Linked DNA regions of Mus musculus: all the other regions are linked to region 2. Evidence: chromatin loops called from intact Hi-C (ENCODE). Cell type or tissue: heart. All regions are shown on one strand. Region 1 overlaps Rnf213 (ring finger protein 213). Region 2 overlaps Card14 (caspase recruitment domain family, member 14). Region 3 holds the start of Endov (endonuclease V). Region 4 overlaps Rnf213 (ring finger protein 213). Region 5 overlaps Rnf213 (ring finger protein 213).

The links. A loop is a pair of places that touch in the nucleus more often than their neighbours do. Peaks named below come from ENCODE experiments on the same cell type or tissue, not always from the same donor. Only the 100,000 strongest peaks of a DNase experiment are listed, where the experiment ranks them.
Region 1: a loop joins it to region 2, with 5 times the contacts of the local background. A loop is called at or near these places in 6 of 42 quality-filtered maps.
Region 3: it touches region 2 in a loop (2.8-fold over the local background); 9 of 42 quality-filtered maps call a loop at or near these places.
Region 4: a loop joins it to region 2, with 9 times the contacts of the local background. A loop is called at or near these places in 16 of 42 quality-filtered maps.
Region 5: a loop joins it to region 2, with 2.3 times the contacts of the local background. A loop is called at or near these places in 6 of 42 quality-filtered maps.

The regions. Positions count from the first base shown.
Region 1 is chr11:119,433,846-119,437,845 of GRCm38, forward strand. Rnf213 (ring finger protein 213) reads left to right here. Exons shown (of 68, transcript NM_001040005.3): 24 at 843-983; 25 at 1,091-1,258; 26 at 2,066-3,215; 27 at 3,773-3,966. Among named protein-coding and RNA genes, the nearest start is that of Mir1932, 45 kb to the left of the region's middle. In heart, a CTCF peak has its summit at 2,262 (motif pointing left); no DNase peak of the experiment used is centred here.
Region 2 is chr11:119,337,502-119,341,501 of GRCm38, forward strand. Card14 (caspase recruitment domain family, member 14) reads left to right here. Exons shown (of 23, transcript NM_130886.4): 16 at 191-317; 17 at 734-971; 18 at 1,371-1,434; 19 at 2,074-2,185; 20 at 3,490-3,663. Among named protein-coding and RNA genes, the nearest start is that of Sgsh, 16 kb to the right of the region's middle. In heart, a CTCF peak has its summit at 2,381 (motif pointing right); a DNase peak (open chromatin) is centred at 2,331; H3K27ac peaks cover 345 bases; H3K27me3 peaks cover 301 bases.
Region 3 is chr11:119,489,726-119,493,725 of GRCm38, forward strand. Endov (endonuclease V) reads left to right here and starts at 1,622. Exons shown (of 9, transcript NM_001164636.1): 1 at 1,622-1,734; 2 at 2,060-2,231. The coding sequence starts at 1,679. It overlaps A930037H05Rik (RIKEN cDNA A930037H05 gene), which reads right to left and starts at 1,510. Exons shown (of 4, transcript NR_153849.1): 1 at 1,318-1,510. In heart, CTCF peaks have their summits at 1,575 (motif pointing left) and 1,791; a DNase peak (open chromatin) is centred at 1,586; H3K4me3 peaks cover 2,383 bases; H3K27ac peaks cover 1,582 bases; H3K27me3 peaks cover 743 bases.
Region 4 is chr11:119,402,751-119,406,750 of GRCm38, forward strand. All of the region lies in intron 3 of Rnf213 (ring finger protein 213), which reads left to right. Among named protein-coding and RNA genes, the nearest start is that of Mir1932, 14 kb to the left of the region's middle. In heart, a CTCF peak has its summit at 2,086 (motif pointing left); no DNase peak of the experiment used is centred here.
Region 5 is chr11:119,440,337-119,444,336 of GRCm38, forward strand. Rnf213 (ring finger protein 213) reads left to right here. Exons shown (of 68, transcript NM_001040005.3): 29 at 1-3,455. Among named protein-coding and RNA genes, the nearest start is that of A930037H05Rik, 49 kb to the right of the region's middle. In heart, a CTCF peak has its summit at 2,108 (motif pointing left); no DNase peak of the experiment used is centred here.

The DNA of each region.
Region 1 (4,000 bases), 96 kb after region 2:
AAGCTCACATGCAAATGACAGCCCATAACGCAACTTTCCTTTCTCCACTGGTCATCCTCAGAAATTGTAAACGACCATTAAGAAACTACAACTCAGGCTTAAGAATGGGTCAGCCCCTGTGGCTTTTGCAGAGGACCCAGGTTTGGTTCCCAGCACCCACATGGTGGCTCACAACCTTGCATTACTCCAGTTCCAGGGGATACAACACCCTCTTCTGGCCTCTCATGTCACCAGGCACACACATGATGCACATGCATATATAAACCAGGCACACACATGCACATGCATATGTAAGGCAAATGCTCATGCACACAAAATGAAATAAGTCGGGTATGGTGGCACACACTTTTTAATGTGGCAGAGGCAGGAAGATCTGTTTGAAAACAGGCTGGCTTCTAACTCACAAAGATTGTCCTGCCTCTATCTCCCAAGTGCTAGGATTAAAGTTGGATGTCTTGCTCAAAGTAAGAAATTTTCAAAAAGAAGAAGAAACAGCAAAGCTTGAGGCTCCCTAATGCTCGTTCTGTTATTTCTCTCTTGTGGTGAGCTGTGCAGTGCATATGTGGCTGTTTCTCTCTCATCACTAATAAACCCAGATGCTCTAACGCCCTGCACCTGCCATCTAGGGCTTCTGGAGCAGTGGGGGAAGCCTGACTGGTGAAGATGCTGCACGACAGAGCCCCAAGGGACACGCCCAAGCACAGACACTGCATGTGTGCTGGGGGTGGGGCATAGACAGACACTTCATGTGTGATGCCAACAGGGTGGGGGTGGGGGGCAGCTGAGTGCCAGTGAGGACATGTCTACTCACTCCAGCCTGTTCTCTGCTTCTGTCCCAATAGAAAGATTCTGCCAGAAATTTGGAGTGGCTGAAGACAGTGAAGGAAAGCCATGGATCTGTGGAGCTCTCATCTCTGTCCCTCGCCACAGCAATCAACAGCAGGGGCGTCTACGTTATTGAGGCACCCAAAGATGGCCAGAAGGTGAGCCTCCCAAAGTCCTGGTGCAGTTTTGTATGGCCCTGTGGTCTTGCTATAAAGTTATGGGACTCTGTGCAGGAACTAACTTATAAATGTGTGCTGCCCCCCAGATTTCCCCAGACACTGTTCTCCGCCTCCTCCTCCCTGATGGCCATGGTTACCCCGAGGCATTGCGCACCTACTCCACAGAGGAACTGAAGGAACTTTTAAATAAGCTGATGCTCATGTCTGGAAAGAAAGACCACAACAGCAATACAGAAGTGGAGAAGTTTTCAGAGGTGAGCAGATAGGTTTGTGCTGCTGCCCACAGGGGCCACTTTGGCGTCAAGCTAGGCCAGTCACTTTTGTTACTGAGCTATGGAAAGGGTCTGTGTAGGCTTTTGGTCAACACAGCTCTGCCATGGGTCTGCAGGATGTAGTACCCCGATTCACAACGCCAGAGACATATCTGAAGTAGGGTAGACCCTATGAGCAGCAGGTCCTCCTCAGGAGCCTCAGGAGGAACTGTGACCAGCTGTGGAGAAGAGATGGCCAACAGATATTCTTAGAAACAATCACCTCACTGCCTCCATACTCCTGTTGAGGTAGGAGGGTCTTGAATTTGAGGCCAGTCTGGAAATACGAGACCATGCCTTTACATACAAACACACACATACCCATACAGTCTTTACATTGACATCCTTTGTCTTTCCCTGGACATGGTGGCACACATCTTTAGTCTCAGCATTTGAGAGGCAGAGGCAGGAGGAATCTTTATAAGTTCAAGGCCAGTCTGGTTCCCTAGTGAATTCTAGGATATCTAGGGATACGTACTGAGACCCTGTCTCAAAAAAAAAAAAAAAAAAAAACAAAAAAAACAAAAAGAGAAAAAGAAAAAGGCAAAAAGGCGATGGGTGCTCCTTGTTAAGCCGATCGAATAACTATGGAGAGGCTGTGGTGTGATGACTATTAGGCAGATTTCTGTGAAAAGTGAGCTAGCCTAAGCCCTTTACCACTCCAAAGGCTTAATAGCAGGCAGGTGTGTGTAGGGTAGTGTGTCTTCCCCACAGGCGTGTGCTTTGGCCTCATGGTTCCCTTTCCCCCAGGTCTTCAGCAACATGCAGCGGCTTGTACATGTCTTCATAAAACTGCACTGCGCGGGCAACATGCTGTTCAGGACTTGGACTGCTAAGGTCTACTGTTGCCCTGACGGGGGCATCTTCATGAACTTTGGCTTGGAGCTGCTGAGCCAGCTGACAGAGAAGGGAGATGTCATACAGCTCCTGGGAGCCCTCTGCAGGCAGATGGAGGACTTCCTAGATAACTGGAAAACAGTGGTCGCCCAGAAGAGAGCTGAACACTTTTACCTCAACTTCTACACAGCTGAGCAGCTGGTCTACCTAAGCAGTGAGCTCAGGAAACCCAGACCTAGTGAAGCTGCCCTCATGATGCTATCCTTCATTAAAGGCAAATGCACTGTCCAGGACCTCGTACAAGCTACCAGTGCCTGTGAAAGCAAGGCTGACAGATACTGCCTGCGGGAGGTTATGAAAAAGTTGCCCCAGCAGCTGCTTTCTGAGCCCAGCCTAATGGGCAAGCTTCAGGTTATTATGATGCAATCCCTCGTGTACATGAGTGCCTTCCTGCCACACTGTCTGGACCTGGATGCCCTGGGTAGATGCCTTGCTCATCTGGCCACGATGGGTGGCACTCCTGTGGAGCGGCCACTCCCCAAAGGCCTGCAGGCTGGCCAGCCTAACCTGATCTTGTGTGGCCACTCGGAGGTGTTGCCAGCTGCACTGGCCATCTACATGCAGGCCCCCAGGCAGCCCCTGCCCACCTTTGATGAGGTGTTGCTCTGCACCCCAGCGACCACAATTGAGGAAGTGGAACTACTCCTGCGGCGCTGCCTCACTTCGGGCTCCCAGGGGCACAAGGTCTACAGCTTGCTGTTTGCAGACCAGCTGAGCTATGAAGTGGGCTGCCAGGCAGAGGAGTTCTTCCAGAGCCTGTGCACACGAGCGCACCGTGAAGACTACCAGTTGGTGATACTCTGTGATGCTGCCCGGGAGCACTGCTATATCCCCTCCACCTTCAGCCAGTACAAAGTGCCCCTGGTGCCCCAGGCCCCGCTCCCGAACATCCAAGCTTACCTGCAGAGCCATTATCAGGTCCCGAAGCGGCTCCTGTCAGCAGCAACTGTATTCAGAGACGGGCTGTGTGTTGGCATCGTGACCTCTGAAAGAGCTGGCGTTGGTAATGAAAGAGGTCCCCTCTCCCAGATACTGCCCACTGACACTTCCTTCTCTAGCAAGGCTGACTCTGATGAAGCCCTTCTTCAGGGGTTTGGCTCTTCCTTAGCTGTAAGCCACTGAGAACTCTGTCCTCTCACAGTTCCTGACCACCTCCTTCAGACTTTGTTGCAGTTTCTTTCCTCTGGGAGTGCTGCTGGCTTCTGGCATCAGTGCTGGTTGTGGTTGAGTGAGAAAAAACCCTGACCATGCTTCAGTTGCTGTTTGTTTCCTTTCATCCTGTCCTCTCTTCCTTGAACAACCCTTTTCTGTTGGGAGAATTTGGTTCCCCACACTCTACCTTTGGCCATCGCTGACTTGCGCCGTCAGTAGTCAGGAAAAGGGCAAAGTTGGTCAGTGGATGGTGGACAGGGAACCTGAAGATCCATGGTTAATGAAGCTGCTAAGAAGTGGCGGTGCACAGCATCTGGCTTGAATCAGAATCGCTTCTAAAATATCTCTATATTCTCTTCTTCTTGGTCTGTAGATTTGGGGCCTAATTTTTGTATGTTCATATTGTAGGAAAGTCTCTCTACGTGAACACACTGCATACAAAACTAAAAGCAAAGCTACGTGACGAGACGGTCCCTTTAAAAATTATTCGATTGACAGAGCCTCATCTAGATGAGAACCAAGTCCTAAGCGCACTGCTGCCGTTCTTGAAGGAGAAATATCAGAAGATGCCGGTTATATTCCACATTGATATCAGCACTTCAGTAAGTGTCCTGGCACCGCCACCCACGAGAGGAA
Region 2 (4,000 bases):
AAAGAAACCAGAATTCCAGAATTCTCACTTCACTACACACAGCTTGTGACAAGGGATTTGGATAGGCCATGAGAGAAGATATGTGGGTGGCTGCCGAAAGCCGAGAGGTCCTCTGAAGGCTCCCACCCCCACCCCACCTCAGCTGCCATCCCATGTTGGTGAGAAGCCCACCTTCACACTTTGCCCTCAGGTGGACTATAAACCTACCAAGCCATCATTAAGGGCCACTCTGGAGAATACAACGCTGGAGCAGGCTGTGGGCCTTCTCAGGAGGGTGAATGGCTCCTGCTACTTGTCTGTGAAGATCAACACTGAAGGTACAGACACCACCCCACACCTGCTCAGCTCTCAGTCCCCTCCTGTGACCCTGCTGTACCTACCAGGAGCCAAGGCAGTTCAGCCAGGGTCTCCCTAAATTCCCCAGACTCTAATGAACTGGAAACTTCCCTCCATCCCACTGGGTGCCTTCCATAACTTTTCCCTCTCCCATCTCTACATTCTAGAACCTTCCTTGTGTAAGCTCAGAGGTCAGGGATCATCAACCACTGACATCTTCTTCTTTTGGGGGGATTTTCCGAGACAGGGTTTCTCTGTGTAGCCCTGGCTATCCTGGAACTCACTCTGTAGAACAGGCAGGCCTCGAACTCAGAAATCTGCTTGCCTCTGCCTCCCAAGTGCTGGGATTAAAGGCGTGTGCCACCACTGCCCAGCCACTTACATCTTCTTTTATCAGGTTATAAGAACCTCATCCAGGACCTAGATGCCAAAGTGGTAACGTCTGGGGATTCCTTCTACATCCGTGTCAACCTGGCCATGCAGAGGGGAGGGGACGGAGAACTGCAAACTCACTGCAATGACATCCTGCATGTCACTGACACCATGTTCCAAGGCCGCAGCTGCTGGCATGCCCACCATGTGAACCCCTACACCATGAAAGACATGGAGCCTGGCACCATCCCCAACTATTCACAGTGAGTAGCTGCTGCTGGCACTGCACAACCCCGCAGATGTCCCAAGGACAACATCTGCCTGTCTCAGTTGAGTGTTGAGGTCCCTCCACCTTCCAGAATCTTCGCTGCACTATAGCAGAGTGCCTGCCCAAGATAAAGAGTGAAGAAAAGGTTTACTTGAGTGCATGGGTCTGCTGGTGGTAGGTGCCTCTCTGTTATGTGCCCTGGCATTAGCTCCACTGGGACCAGTGTAGGGCAATTAAATTAGCATGGCCTGGCCTGGCCTGAGGCCTAGGAGATATTTTCAAGGCCTGAGTCTATGCGCCCAGGGTGGAACACTCCTGCTCCCTGCCTGTGTCACACTTGTCCTTGAGGAGGCTCAGTCAGGCTGTCAGAGCCTCTCTTCCTTCATTTGCTCAGGGCTCAGCAGCAGCTTCTGGCCCTCATCCAGGACATGACTCAACGGTGCACAGTCCCCCGCAAGGTGAGGCTCTGGCAGAAGGGTATGGTGCCCCTGGGGTGGGCTGGAAGGGAGCGGGGTGCTGTGGAATCCTGTGTGAGGGGTGTGGACCACTGAGCTGAGCAGGGCACTATCTGGACCCTGTGTTCCCCACCAAGCCCTGTGGGCCTGCAGGCCCTTGGAATGGGCCGTGTGAACACACCGGCCTGGTTTCAGAGTGGCCCCTGCTCTTCCTCACTTTCCCAGTCTCCTGTCACCAACCCACCCCCTGTTCTTGTTTCCTCTGAGGTCGGGCACCTTGTTCTCTTGGGACACAGAGCACCTTTCACTTTGAGCACCCATCTGTCCCTGAGCAAGGTGCTAGGATATCCCTGCCCGGAGCATGGCAATGCTAAGTCGGGAGAGGGCCTGCTCTTCTCTCTGCCTATTGCACCCTACCCCTTCCTGCAGAGCCCTGCTGCCTGAGGCCCCTCCCCTGCCTCTCACCCCTGGTGTGGGGCCTGGGAAGCCCGGTTGCTCATGGCACAGCCTGATTGTTCAGAGGCTGTTCTGGATTTGCTTATGTGGCAGGGTGCTGAAGCAGGGAGGGGGTGTCAGGCCCCAAACCCAGTACTGATGGCTGAGCCTGCTCTCTTTCCTGTCCCCCTGTTCCTCCCGTGACAGCCTCCTGGAGGACCACAGAAGTTAGTACGAATTGTCAGTGTGGACAAAGCCGCTGTCAGTCCTCTGACTTCATCCTTTGACCAAAGCCAGTGGGATTCTGGCAAGGAGGAAGGTGAGGCCTGGCTGGTTGGCATAGGGACCATGTGGGCATTGGGGGTCACTTCTGAGCAGTACCATCAAGGTGGTGTCTCTCACTCGGGCCGGGGGCTGTTGTCTGTTTGTTTAGATGTTTTGCATGCATGTATGTATGTATGTATGAACGTACTTATGTGTACTATTGACATGCAGTGTCCCCGGAGGCCAGTAGAGGGCATCAGATCCATTGTGATTGAGTTACAGGTGGTTGTGAGTCACTATGTGGGTAATTGGAATTAAAGTCTGTTGAAGAGCAGCCAGTGCTCTTAACAGCAAAACCATCTCTCCAACATCCCCCCACCCCAGGCTGTTTTTTACGGATCATAATAAATATCTACCCACCTTCTGAACAGCAACTGAGCATCACATTTGATGTCTTCTAAATGGCCGTGCCCCACTCTGAGGCCCGACCCAGTGAAACTATACAAAAGCTACTAGCCCACAAGTGTGTGCAGGAACAGTAAAACCTACCAATCGCCCAGTGTTCTGTAAGGAAGGTCACTAGGTGACCAGTGTATGCACGTGGTCATGCTAGAGGTCTGACTGGTGTAAGCCCACGGGTAACAACTACAGAGTGAAGCTGATCAGAAGTGAGTCTGGTAGTAGGGAAATAATTCGTTTTCTTTAAGACAGTTTGGATGCCTAATCTAAGCTGGGTACTGGGGCCTAGGAGATGGCTCTGCTGTTAAGAACACTTACTGCCCTTGGAGAGGGCCCGGGTTTGGTTACAACACCCAAATTAGACAGCTTACAACCACTTGTAACTCCATCCTACAGGATCCAATGCTGTCTTCTAGCCTCTGCAAGCAATGGTATGCGCGCACACACACACACACACACACACACACCACCAAAACATGTAAAAGTAAAAATAAACCTTTTCAAAAATAAGGTTGATATTGAAAACAGGAGCTACCTAAATAACCCAGGGTCCAGGAGGGAGGAGGCTGAGGACGCTGTGGCCTGAGGGGCAGGGATGAACGGCATGGATGAGGAGGGGGAAGAGTTGGGGTGAAGGGCAGGACCCTCACACCCTTCAGGAGGAACCAAGCTCCTCCTATCCTCAGAGGTTCATTCTGAAGAGCTGTGAGCTCTGTAGCAGCTGTGCCAGCATGCACAGTTAGCATAGCAGCTGTGCCAGCATGCACAGTTAGCATAGCAGCTGTGCCAGCATGCAGTTAGCAGCACTGAAATTGAGAATGCCCCCCACAATCAGTGTCTCCTGGGAGAGAGGGGGCAGGGACACAGGTGGGAGATGGTCACAACCTCTGTCCTCTGCAGGTGGTCCTAGCGTGTGCTTCTGGTCAGAGAGCTGCTTCACCCTGGCACCGTACACCCTGGTGCACCCCCACAGGCCTGCCCGGCCCCGGCCTGTGCTGTTTGTGCCTAGATTAGTTGGAAGGATCCTGGGTAAAAAGCTGTGTCTCCTCCAAGGTTTTAAGCAATGTTCAGCAGGTACGTGCTCCTCAGTCAAGCGACCAGAGCAGGGGACCATAAATTCAGAGATACTATAACTGAGGGCCACAGATGGGACACTGAATGGTGACAACTGTCTCATGGTTCCCAGGATGTCTGACCTCAGGGCCTCACCAGAGTCCTGCTCTCTGGGGGCTGCAGGTGTGGGTCCTTCCTGGCTCATCCAACACTTTAGGTGTGTGGGAAGTCCCCAGTCCCATCTTGGCTTTGGTCATTTCAGACCAGTTCAGTATGTGTGTCTTTGTCTATACATGACCTTCTTAGGGGCTATCATAACCAAGTATTGTTTCACATAAAGACCCTACTTCCAAAGAAA
Region 3 (4,000 bases), 150 kb after region 2:
TGTTTGTTTATGATTTTTCCCTCACAACAGCACAGTACAGTTCTACATACTCTCCCATTTTCTTGTTCTGGACTCAATGCCAGCATTTCCCAGAACTCAGAAGGAAGAGATCCCTAAGGAACTACTGGTCTAAGAAATAAAATATGAACCATCCGTTTCTAATACCAGAGAAGGTACCTTAGATACACTTAAGTTTACCAGATCATAAAAAAGCAAGAGGTCGCAAACCCCAGTCCTTCCTGCTGGTACCTGCTGGCCTTGGCTCTTTTGTCTTAAGGTAAAGACAAACAAAAGGCTACAATCTAGAGCTGGAGAGCTGGTTCAGCAATTGCCAAATATGTGCTGCTGTTTCAGAGGGCCCAAATTCAATGCCTAGCACCCATGTCAAGAGGACCACAGGCTCCTGTAACTTGAGCTCCAGGGGAATCTAACTCTTCTGGTCTCCGTGGGCACCTGCATTCGTTACCAGACTTACAAGAATGAAAATAAATCTCTAAGAAAAAAAAAAAACACTACAGTCTGCTGAGCTCATGTCATTGAGAGGGAGATACACATTAGGTAAGGCTCTGGGTACTAAACGGACAGGATGGGTATTTGGGGTAAGAGACCTATACTAGAAACAGAAAGACTGGTCCTCATTAAGTACTCACCCAGCAGGAAATGAATGAGGCAGACTAATGCAATCAAGAATATAAAAACTACAGTTCTGCACCAAATCGTTGAGCATAGCCAACTTTGCGTTTTGTTTTGGGTTGACACCCTGTAGTGCCTAATCTTGTTTGTGGACTTGGCTATATCTGGAATGAACTAAAACCTAAGAGTCCAGATACCTGCCCTCTATCTAGGACACACCTTCTGGTGGCAGCCTGTATAAAAAGACATGAAAGAAGGAAGCTTTTGTTTTTTGCCTGCTTATGGCAAGCTCTAAATCCCCTTTATGTATTTTCTATCGGTTCTCTTCCTCTAGAAGAACCCTAACTAACACACACACACACCCTGGTCTGGAGGATCCTTTGTTTTTGTTTTTTCGAAATGGGATTTCTCCGTGTAGTCCTGGTTGTCTTAGAACTCAATTACTGTAAACCAGGCTGGCCTCGTATTCAGGGATCCTCTTTACTCAAATGCTGGAATTAATGGAGTGCGCCCACGCCCAGGACCCTCGACTTCACTGGTTTTTGAGTTCTTATTCCGGACTAATTTCTCACAATCGGTACAACTGAAAAAATCTATGCTGCAAAGGTGTCTCAAGTTTGCACAGAGGTTTTCTGCTCCGCAAGCGCGTGCTCATACGCAATGTGTCGATGTGCGGACCCGAACCTGGCAGTAATTGGAACCGCGTTACCCCAGGGCTCAGGGCTCCGTGTGTGCGAGGGATGCAACTGCTGGCCAATCTTTTCAGAGCGGGGCCGAAGCTGCTGGAGGGCTGGAGGCGCCAGGTAAGGCGCAGAGCTGGGCTTGCATTTCCCAAACCTGTGCGCCAACCCACCTACGGGACGGGACGCCGGCATCTGAGAGAGTCGCGCGGGAAGAAGTCAGCGCTCGGCGCCCAGCACTGCTGTGACAGCGGCCCCTGGTGGCGGCAACCTCAGCTGAAGCGGAGGGACGCTAAACGAGCGAGGCTAACAGCTCGGCGCCGGCGCTCCGGAAGTGACGTCCTCAAAGCCTCGAGGCGCTAGCCATGGCTCACACGGCCGCTGAGCGGCCGCCAGAGGAAACCCTGTCGCTGTGGAAAGGGTAATGGGGTCGGGGTCGTGCATTAGCCAAGGGGGTGGCCTTCTCCAGTGACCTCCGACCTCACAGCCCCTGTGGCGGCTGGGAAACTGACCCTCGGTGCTGCGGCACAGGCCTGCTCCGGGCCGCCGGCTGCCGGAAGTTGCAGCCAGCCTTTGTGGGCGTGGTCCTCGTTTCCGGTACCGGGGATTCCCATCGCCGAGAGCTTTTCCTTCTCAGTGTGGCTTGATGGACAAAAAGGAGAGAGGGTGGGCTGGGAGGGGGGACGCCCCGAGCGTCGCGCTCTTCCCATGGGCCCTGAGCCCGTTTGATGTTCGTGTCCTATTAGGGAACAAGCCCGGCTGAAAGCGCGCGTGGTGGATCGGGACACGGAGGCCTGGCAGCGGGACCCCAGCTTCTCGGGCCTGCAGAAGGTCGGGGGCGTGGATGTGTCCTTCGTGAAAGGGGACAGTGTCCGGGCCTGCGCTTCCCTGGTAGTGCTGAGCTACCCCGAGCTCAAGGTAACCCGGGTGGGATGTTGCGCCCGGTGCAGTTCGATCGTAGGCAGAGAGCCAGGGTCCAGTTTTATAAAATTTACTTTTTTTTTTTAATACTTGCACCCCGTAGTGTATATATATATATTTGATGCTAGGAAGCCGACTCAGGCCCTCGAATGTGTTAGGCAAGGGACTGATACACTTCCACCCCGTTTGTAGAGTGTAATGAATAGATTGGAATGCCTTTGAAGAAAAGTTTTCAAAAGCAAAAAGCAGAGGAAATATGGGCACCAGGATGCTTGTGATGTACATAAACTCCCACGGGTCTACATATATGTACACAAATGGTGAATTAAAAGTAGTTTTTAAAGGATCGACAGACAATTCCAGGTCTGGTTGTTGTGTTTCTGATCAGATGGAAGGGACTCGGAAGCCCAGGGACCTTAAAATTCTGAGGGGAAAGGTGTCCCAATGGAAAGGCATCGTGAGACACAAGGACCCGGGAACCACACAGCTCTGAGAGGAAGCCTCAGCCCCGCTCTCTCCACTTCTCTTCTCTTCTCTTCTCTTCCTTGCTTCTTTTCTGACAGGAGAGTTACACCAAGCAGGAAATTTTATGAAAGAGATTTATTGGAGGGAAGACTCCAGGAGGAGGAGGAGGGACTAATCTAGGAATGGCTGCCCTCTGCTCTCGGGGGGGGGGGGGGGGGGGGGGGGGCAGACAGCAGGAAACTGGACAAAGGGGCAGTGCTTTTATAGGATTTCTGAGGGGACAGAGCTTCTCAGGGCAGAGATTTCCAGAATGAGGATTTGTGGGATCTCAAGTCCTGAGCTTGGGGTGGGCTCAGGGATCATTGGATTTTTCACCTCCTTTCCCTGTATTAGGGCCATGACTTAGAGTAGGAAGTCCTTCCTGGTGGCAGCCAGCTTTTGCTGAGGTGCCATCTCTGAGGCTGCTGGGGAGGCTGGAGAGAGGTGCTGCCTCTGTGAACAACTCCGGTAGTGGTGCTTCATCAAGGCTGTAGGCTGGGGCATTGAAAGAAGGTCTCACCACTGTGGACAGCTCCTCAGGACAGAAGTAGGCTGAGGCAGGAAAGGTGCTGCCACCATGGACAGCTCCTGTGATGGCCTTGGGCTGAGGAGATGTCATAGTGCCTCTATTTTGATAGGCGCTGCCATTTTGGACATTTTACTGCTGCCGCTGTAGCCTGGGTCGGGAAGGAAGGGCCTTCCGCAGCCTTGATGGCTTTTGTGGCGCACTTCTCAGGAACTGCAGTTGTCATCCTGGTTGCTCACCTCAGTGGCACACAGTACACACCACACTTTTCACAAGCAGAACATCTCTGCCTCCCCAAACCTCCTGCTTTCCATCTTGTCTCACAGTAGCGCCATGTTTAAAGTTATTTTTAATTTTTTGAGCTAAAGTAAAAAAAAATATATTTTTCAGCCAGATGTGGTTGCACACACCTTTAATTCCAGCAATCGGCAGGCAGAGGCAGGTCCACAAAGTGATTTCCAGGACAGACAGGGCGACACAGAGAAACCCTGTCTTGAAAAACAAAAAGTAATTTTTTTCACATGTGTTTATTATTATACTTCATTCATATTCTCCCCTGCACAGTATTCCCCAGTCTTCCTCCCAGTTCCATGTCTTCTACCTCTTCAGGACTTCCTCTCTGTCCTTTGCACGTGTGCCACAGTCACCCCTTCTGTAGGCTACTTACCTGTTTCTTCACAGCCTCCGCCCTCCCACCCCTGCCTCAAGTATTGTTCTTTGTTTCTCTCCATGGATA
Region 4 (4,000 bases), 65 kb after region 2:
GCCTCAAGTGGTTTCCTGATGTGATCCGCACTGGAGCCTGGGGCTGGTTGGTTAGCTCTCAGTCAGAGAGTGGAGGAAACAGCACGGGAGTGGAGCCTAGACTCTAGGGCCCGGAGGGTGGAGAAATTAATGTAGTCTTCTAGCAAGGGAGGAAAGAAGTTCAAGCCAATGCCGGTGTATCTGTCATCAGAAAAAGTCTTAAAATGACAAGAAAGCCTCAGGATATGACAAACACCGGATGAATTGCAGTCTGGGGAAATCCTGGCAAGGGTGTGGTGGTGACCTCAGCACTCAGGAGGCAGAGGCAGGATCAAGAGTTTAAGTCCAGTCTTGCCTACGGTAGTGAGTTTGGGGCAGCCTAGGCTACAATGAGACTGTGTCTTTGCCTCTTTTCTAAAGTCTCCCAACCACAGGCTCACAGCAGCTGGGCCTGGTGGAACTTGCTATCATTTCAGAATTTGAGAAGAGGCAGGATTTGAGTTCCAGGTCAGCCTGGGGTATGTAGTCACTGAGAAAGACTGTATAGAAAAACCATGCCAAAGGGACAATTTGTATCTCAGAATCAGAGGAAGAATAATAGTACAAAACGCCACAGATTTTATTTTAAAATAGCATTCTTAAACTGTGTGTGGTGGCGCACACCTTTCATCCCAGCTCACAGGAGGCAGAGGCAGCTGGATCTCTGTGAGTTTAAGGCGGGCTCCATTGCAGAGTGAGTCCCAGGACAGACAGCCAGGGCTATAAATCAATTGATACTTTGTCTCAAAAAATAAAACAAACAAAACCAAAAATCTGCCTGGTGGCTGGAGAGGGCTCCATAGTTAAGTGTACTGGTTGCTCTTCTAGAGGACCCCGGGTTCGAATCTCAGCACCTACATGGTGGTTTACAATTTTCTGTAACTTCAGTTCCAGGGGATTTGACACTCTTTCCTAGCCTCCATGGGTACAAGGCCTACATGTAGTGCCCATCATGTGTGCGGCCTGTCTTAGTTATGTTGCGGTAAAGGTCCAACCCAAATGTGCCCCAGCAATGAAAACACAACTCAGTTAATATGAATACATTCTGTGCGCCTAGATTGGGCAGATCTACCGCTACACTAGCATCTTCCACAGCTTATGAGACCCCCTAGAACTTGGGTTTCTCCAGGCTATGTTCTTCTGCTCCTCTTTTCTTCTTCCTCCTCCTCCTCTGCATCCTCTCCCTCCTTCTTCTCCTCCTTCTTCTCTCTCTCCCCCTTCTGCTCCACCTTCCCTTTTATCTGCCCAATCATCAGCTCTCCTGTATTTTACAAATTAAGGTGGGAATCGGGTTTACCTGAGTGCTGACTCACTCCTTGCTGGGAACCACTCTGGGGAGAACGGAATTAACATCAAATGTAATTAGCCCCAGGGCTATCCACAACAGTTGTTAGGGTTTTATTGTTATGAAGAGGCATCCTGGCCAAGGCAACCCCTTTAAAGCAAACCATTCAACTGGGGCAGGCTTACAGGCTCAGAGGTTCCATTCATTATCATTGTGGTGGGATGCATGGCAGTGCGCAGGCACACATGGTGCTGGAGGAGCCAGAGTTCCACATCTTGATCTGAAAGCAGCATAAGATTCCATACTGGACAGGGCTTGAGCATAAGAGACCTCAAAGCCTGCTCCCACCGTGACACAAAAGGTCACACCTCCTAATAGTGCCACTTCTTATGGGCCAAGCATTCAAACACATGAGTCTGTTGGTCCATACTTATTCAAACCACCCCAAATGTGTGTGTGTAGCAACACAACTTCAGGGCATGAGTCCATGTATATCAGCATAAAGTGTGCACATTCTCAGGGGGGAGGGATTAGTGTTGCCTGTGTCTGGGTAAGAGGCATGGTCTGGTAGGAGTTGCCCCTTTGGGGTAATGAGAATGGGAATCTGTTAGACAGAGGTGTGGCCAACAACACTCTGGGTGGAACTGGTCATTTTAAAATGGATGGAGCGGGCTGGAGAAGCGCATCCGCTTAGTCCTTGCTGTTCTTGCAGAGAACCCAGCACCTACATGAGGCAGCTCACAGCTGTAATTCCAGCTCCATGGGATCTGTCGCCCTCTTGTGGCCCCTGGAGTGACCTGCACTCATTACACACATAATTAAAGACAAACCTTTTAAGAAGTACTAGTACTAACAAAAATGTCTAAATATGCATGGGCTGGGTTGGAAATGTGAATGTTAATGGACTGTCTGGTGATTGGATTGTGAGGCCCTTTGTGTGTGTTCTGACAACCACCGTGTGGTCCTTCATGAAATGCCAGTGCATTTCATAGAGTGGCTGTAATGACAGCGTGATGCTTCAGCACTGTGTGTTGTGTGTTGAGGTGGGCATCAGGAGAGATGGCCTCAGAAGCCAAGCTTGGGAGCCACTCAGCAGCCACACCCCAGTCCCATTAATGGGGGTCAAGGGATCTTCCTGGCTGGTGGAGCCAGTGGGTGGTAAGAGTTGGCCTGCTTCCATTCTGGCTTTTCTGTGGTAGCTTTTCTGTGGTGACTAGCGGGGAATTCTTGGCTGATTTTTCGCTTCCACTCAGGCTAGTGGGTTTGTGTGTCTTGCAGGAAGGGAAGAAGAGCCTTAGTGGTGGCCAGGTGCGTTGTGCTGACGAGCCTAACTAGCTAAGCTGCTTGGTGTGAAGTTGTATCGCTTGCACTAGACATTGGGGTACTTGCCCATCAGTGTCCCTATACCTCTTGCCATTGGCCATGGACTCTCAAAGGTGCTGGGGAGGTGGCTCATTCCTTGTAAGGAGGTGGCTACGACTAGACCTTCACCGAGATGGAGGTTCCTGAGGCCTTTGCAGGAGTGGAGCAGGGAATAACCCTGCCCTGTGTGAAGGCTGTCATATCTCAACAGGAAGTGGACCCAGAGGTTTTTGTAGATGCTTCAGAGGACACAGCTGGTGGTCCCGAAGGTGCTCAGTGCCCTCCCAGCAAGAGGAAGAAGGAGGAGACAGCCGGGTGTGAGGTCATGGACACTGAGCAGGTAGCTTGAGAACGCAGTCACCCCCATCCTAGTCTGTGTGCTAGCTACCAAGTGTCATTGCCACATTCCACGTGCCTGCCCCTAATAGGAGGGAAGAAGGCTGGTGAGCTGAGCCATCGCTGGGTGTGGCAGTGTGGACTTGGCTTGTGACTGAGGAGGTTGACCAGGCAGGGTCCTAGCTTGGGCTTGGATTGGGAGGGGGCAGTTCTAATCTAAGGTGTCTAAAGGTCAGGGACCAGGTGCACAAGGGGCTTCCCGTACCGTGTGTTTGTCTGTTTGTGTCATTGTGGCAGAACAGTGACGTAGGTAAGCAGGAGAGAAACCCAATGTGACGTTTGATTGCTTGAGACACTGGAGACCTTTTGGTTGCAAACCACTGGGCAGCCGGCTAGAACTGGCTAAAGGGAATCTGCTCCGTGTCACTGCTGAGTCCTTTGGTGGGGCTTGATCAGGAGCTGGGACGAAGGGTCCCTCCATGGCTCTCTCTGCTCCGACTTCCTAGTGTTGCCTGCCTCTTAGCCTTCCAATATCTATGTCTAGCCCCCGAGTCCACACCCACGTACCCATCATGCTTTGCTCAGGGAGTGAGAGATTGCCTCTGGTGCCCTCTACAGAAGAACAAAACAGCTTCCTTCAGACCTCATGAGCTCTGACTGGGCTGGGAACCTGACCCATGGTGGAGCACCAGGCCGTGCAGTAGGAACTGGCGTTCCTTCCGTAAGCTCGTGACCCATGAGGGCTCATTCCAGAGCGGGAGCAGAGCTGTGTTCCCCTGCATCACATGGCTGAGACCAGGGACATGTGGGATCGGGGAGCTGTCACTCTGTTCTGACTCAGACTTGAGATTTGGGTAGGGCTGACATAGCATGGTGTCCTCTCCTCCTCTCAGACACAAGAGTCTACAATTGGTGCCTAGGGAAGGTCTGTGGCCTGCTCTGTGGGCAGGTGACCAACCATCCCCTGCTCTCTGTACCCATCCGCCTCAGGGCTAACAT
Region 5 (4,000 bases), 100 kb after region 2:
TCCAACGACCTTACCAGTATTTAAAACGGTTCCATCAGCAGCAGAACCTGGACACATTTCAGTATGAAAAAGGCTCTGTGGAAGGCTCTCCTGAGGAGTGCCTGCAGCACTTCCTCATTTACTGTGGCCTCATAAACCCTTCCTGGTCAGAGCTTCGGAACTTTGCTTGGTTTCTGAACTGTCAGCTCAAAGACTGTGAGGCGTCTATCTTTTGCAAGTCAGCTTTTACTGGAGACACACTTCGGGGCTTCAAGAACTTTGTGGTGACCTTCATGATCTTAATGGCCAGGGATTTTGCTACTCCGACTCTTCACACTTCAGACCAAAGCCCAGGTAGGCAGTCAGTCACCATTGGCGAAGTTGTTGAAGAAGACCTAGCTCCCTTCTCTCTTCGAAAGAGGTGGGAGTCAGAGCCCCATCCATATGTTTTCTTCAATGGTGACCACATGACCATGACATTCATAGGTTTTCACTTGGAGACCAATAACAATGGCTATGTTGATGCCATCAATCCCTCAAATGGTAAGGTCATCAAAAAAGACGTCATGACCAAAGAACTGTTTGATGGGCTGAGGCTTCAGAGAGTGCCCTTCAACATTGACTTTGATAACTTGCCCAGATATGAGAAGCTTGAAAGACTCTGCCTGGCACTAGGTATTGAGTGGCCTATTGATCCTGATGAAACATATGAACTTACCACAGACAATATGCTTAAGATCCTGGCCATTGAAATGCGGTTCCGATGTGGGATCCCTGTTATCATCATGGGAGAGACAGGCTGTGGGAAAACCAGGCTCATCAAATTTCTTAGTGACCTCAAGCGTGGTAGTGTGGAGGCAGAAACGATGAAGTTAGTGAAGGTCCATGGAGGGACAACACCATCCATGATCTACTCCAAGGTCAAGGAGGCTGAGAGAACAGCCTTCTCCAATAAGGCCCAGCACAAGCTGGATACCATCTTGTTCTTTGATGAAGCCAACACAACAGAAGCTGTAAGCTGTATCAAAGAGATCTTGTGTGATCGGACAGTGGATGGTGAGCACCTACATGAGGACTCTGGCCTGCATATCATTGCTGCCTGCAACCCATATCGGAAGCACTCCCAGGAGATGATCCTCCGCCTGGAGTCAGCAGGTTTGGGATACAGAGTGAGTGCAGAGGAGACTGCAGACAGGCTGGGCTCCATCCCTCTGCGGCAGCTGGTCTACCGTGTTCATGCTCTGCCTCCAAGCCTCATTCCTTTGGTATGGGACTTTGGGCAGCTGAATGACTCTGCAGAAAAGCTCTACATCCAGCAGATCGTACAGAGACTGGTGGACTCCGTCTCTGTGAATCCCAGTGAGACTTGTGTGATTGCAGATGTGCTCTCTGCCTCGCAGATGTTCATGAGGAAGAGGGAGAATGAATGTGGTTTCGTCAGCCTCCGGGACGTGGAGCGCTGTGTCAAAGTTTTCCGGTGGTTTCATGACCATAGTGATATGCTCTTAAAGGAGCTCGACAAGTTTCTCCATGAATCCAGTGACAGCACACATACTTTTGAGAGAGATCCTGTTCTCTGGTCCCTGGTGATGGCCATTGGGGTATGCTACCATGCCTCTTTAGAAGAGAAAGCATCCTACCGCACTGCCATCGCCAGGTGCTTTCCCAAACCATACAATAGCAGCAGGGCCATCCTGGATGAGGTCACACATGTCCAGGATCTTTTTTTGAGGGGGGCACCCATAAGGACCAACATAGCCAGGAACTTGGCTTTGAAGGAGAATGTCTTCATGATGGTAATCTGCATTGAGCTTAAGATTCCCCTTTTCCTAGTGGGGAAGCCCGGCAGCTCCAAATCCCTTGCCAAGATCATTGTGGCAGATGCCATGCAAGGGCAGGCTGCCTTCTCTGAGCTCTTTCGCTGCCTGAAACAGGTCCACTTGGTGTCATTCCAGTGCAGCCCACACTCCACCCCCCAAGGTATCATCAGCACCTTCAAGCAGTGCGCTCGATTCCAGCAGGGTAAGGACCTGGGGCAGTATGTCTCAGTGGTGGTGTTGGATGAAGTTGGGCTGGCTGAAGACTCACCCAAAATGCCCCTGAAGACTCTGCACCCCCTGCTGGAAGACGGGTGCATTGAAGATGACCCTGCCCCATACAAAAAAGTTGGCTTTGTTGGCATTTCCAACTGGGCTCTAGATCCTGCCAAGATGAACCGAGGCATCTTTGTGTCCCGCGGCAGTCCCAACGAGAAAGAGCTCATAGAGAGTGCTGAGGGGATCTGCTCTTCAGACAGGCTGGTGCAGGATAAAATCCGTGGGTATTTTGCACCCTTTGCCAAGGCCTATGAAACAGTGTGTCAGAAGCAGGATAAGGAGTTCTTTGGGCTTCGTGACTATTACAGCCTCATCAAGATGGTCTTTGCCAAGGCCAAAGCTTCTAAAAGGGGGCTTTCCCCACAAGACATCACGCATGCTGTCCTCAGGAACTTCAGTGGTAAAGACAACATCCAGGCCCTGAGCATCTTTACAGCCAGTCTCCCGGAGGCCAGGTACAAGGAGGAAGTCAGCACCGTGGAGCTGATCAAGCAGAACATTTACCCTGGCCCGCAGGCGTCCAGCAGGGGCCTGGACGGCGCTGAGTCCCGTTACTTGCTCGTGCTGACCAGGAACTATGTGGCGCTGCAAATCCTACAGCAGACGTTCTTTGAGGGTCAGCAACCAGAGATCATTTTTGGCTCCAGCTTTCCCCAGGACCAGGAATACACCCAGATCTGCAGGAACATTAACCGGGTAAAGATTTGCATGGAGACTGGGAAGATGGTGGTGCTGCTGAACCTGCAGAATCTCTATGAGAGCCTGTATGATGCTCTCAACCAGTACTATGTCTACCTTGGGGGTCAGAAGTACGTGGACCTTGGACTAGGCACCCACCGAGTCAAGTGCCGAGTGCACACTGCCTTCCGCCTCATCGTCATCGAGGAGAAGGATGTGGTGTACAAGCAGTTCCCTGTGCCCCTCATCAACCGTCTGGAGAAGCACTACCTGGACATGAACACTGTGCTGCAGCCGTGGCAGAAGAGCATCGTGCAGGAGCTACAGCAGTGGGCACACGAGTTCGCAGATGTAAAAGCAGACCAGTTCATTGCCAGACACAAGTACAGTCCTGCAGATGTCTTCATTGGCTACCATTCAGATGCCTGTGCCTCTGTGGTGCTGCAGGCTGTAGAGAGGCAGGGCTGTAGGGATCTGACGGAGGAGCTGTACCGAAAGGTGTCTGAAGAGGCCAGGTCCATCCTGCTGGATTGTGCAACACCAGACGCTGTGGTCCGGCTGAGCGGTTCCTCATTAGGCTCGTTCACTGCAAAGCAGCTGTCACAGGAGTACTACTACGCCCAGCAGCACAACTCTTTTGTAGATTTCCTCCAGGCCCACCTGCGCATGACCCATCATGAATGCCGGGCTGTCTTCACAGAGGTGACCACTTTCCCACAGCCTCTCCCTGTGTTTTGTCACCTGAGAGCCTAGGCTCCTAGGGTCAGAAACTCCAGCTGTATTTAAGCCAGCATGCAGGGGTGACTTACAGGTAGTACAGCTATGTGGAGACTGGGCTCCTCAGTGTGCCCAGCTCTGCACAGTTCTCATTGGAAGCCAGTGTGCGTGTAGCTTAGAAAGGCAGCATTCTAGCAGGACCAGGGACATAGGAAGCCTGTTATGCATGAGATGGGTGGAAAGAAGGGGATATCGGAATTTCTTTACGAGGTACCAGTGCAGGGAGGAGGGCAGTGAGCTGTGAGCATCTCGGGGAGCATTCACTGGGAGAACTTGAGGTCCAAAGCTGTGAGTTCTATGCCCTGAGGTTGAGACGGAACGATCTCCTGGAGGGCCTCAGTGGCCCACTAAGGAACCTGATCCTTCCTGCCTAGAGGGACACCTGCAGAGGAGAATGTCTAGAAGGGCCTTGACAGGGGGACAGCAGTGAGACAGAAGGCTGCCATGGAAATAGACCAGTTAGAAGGCTT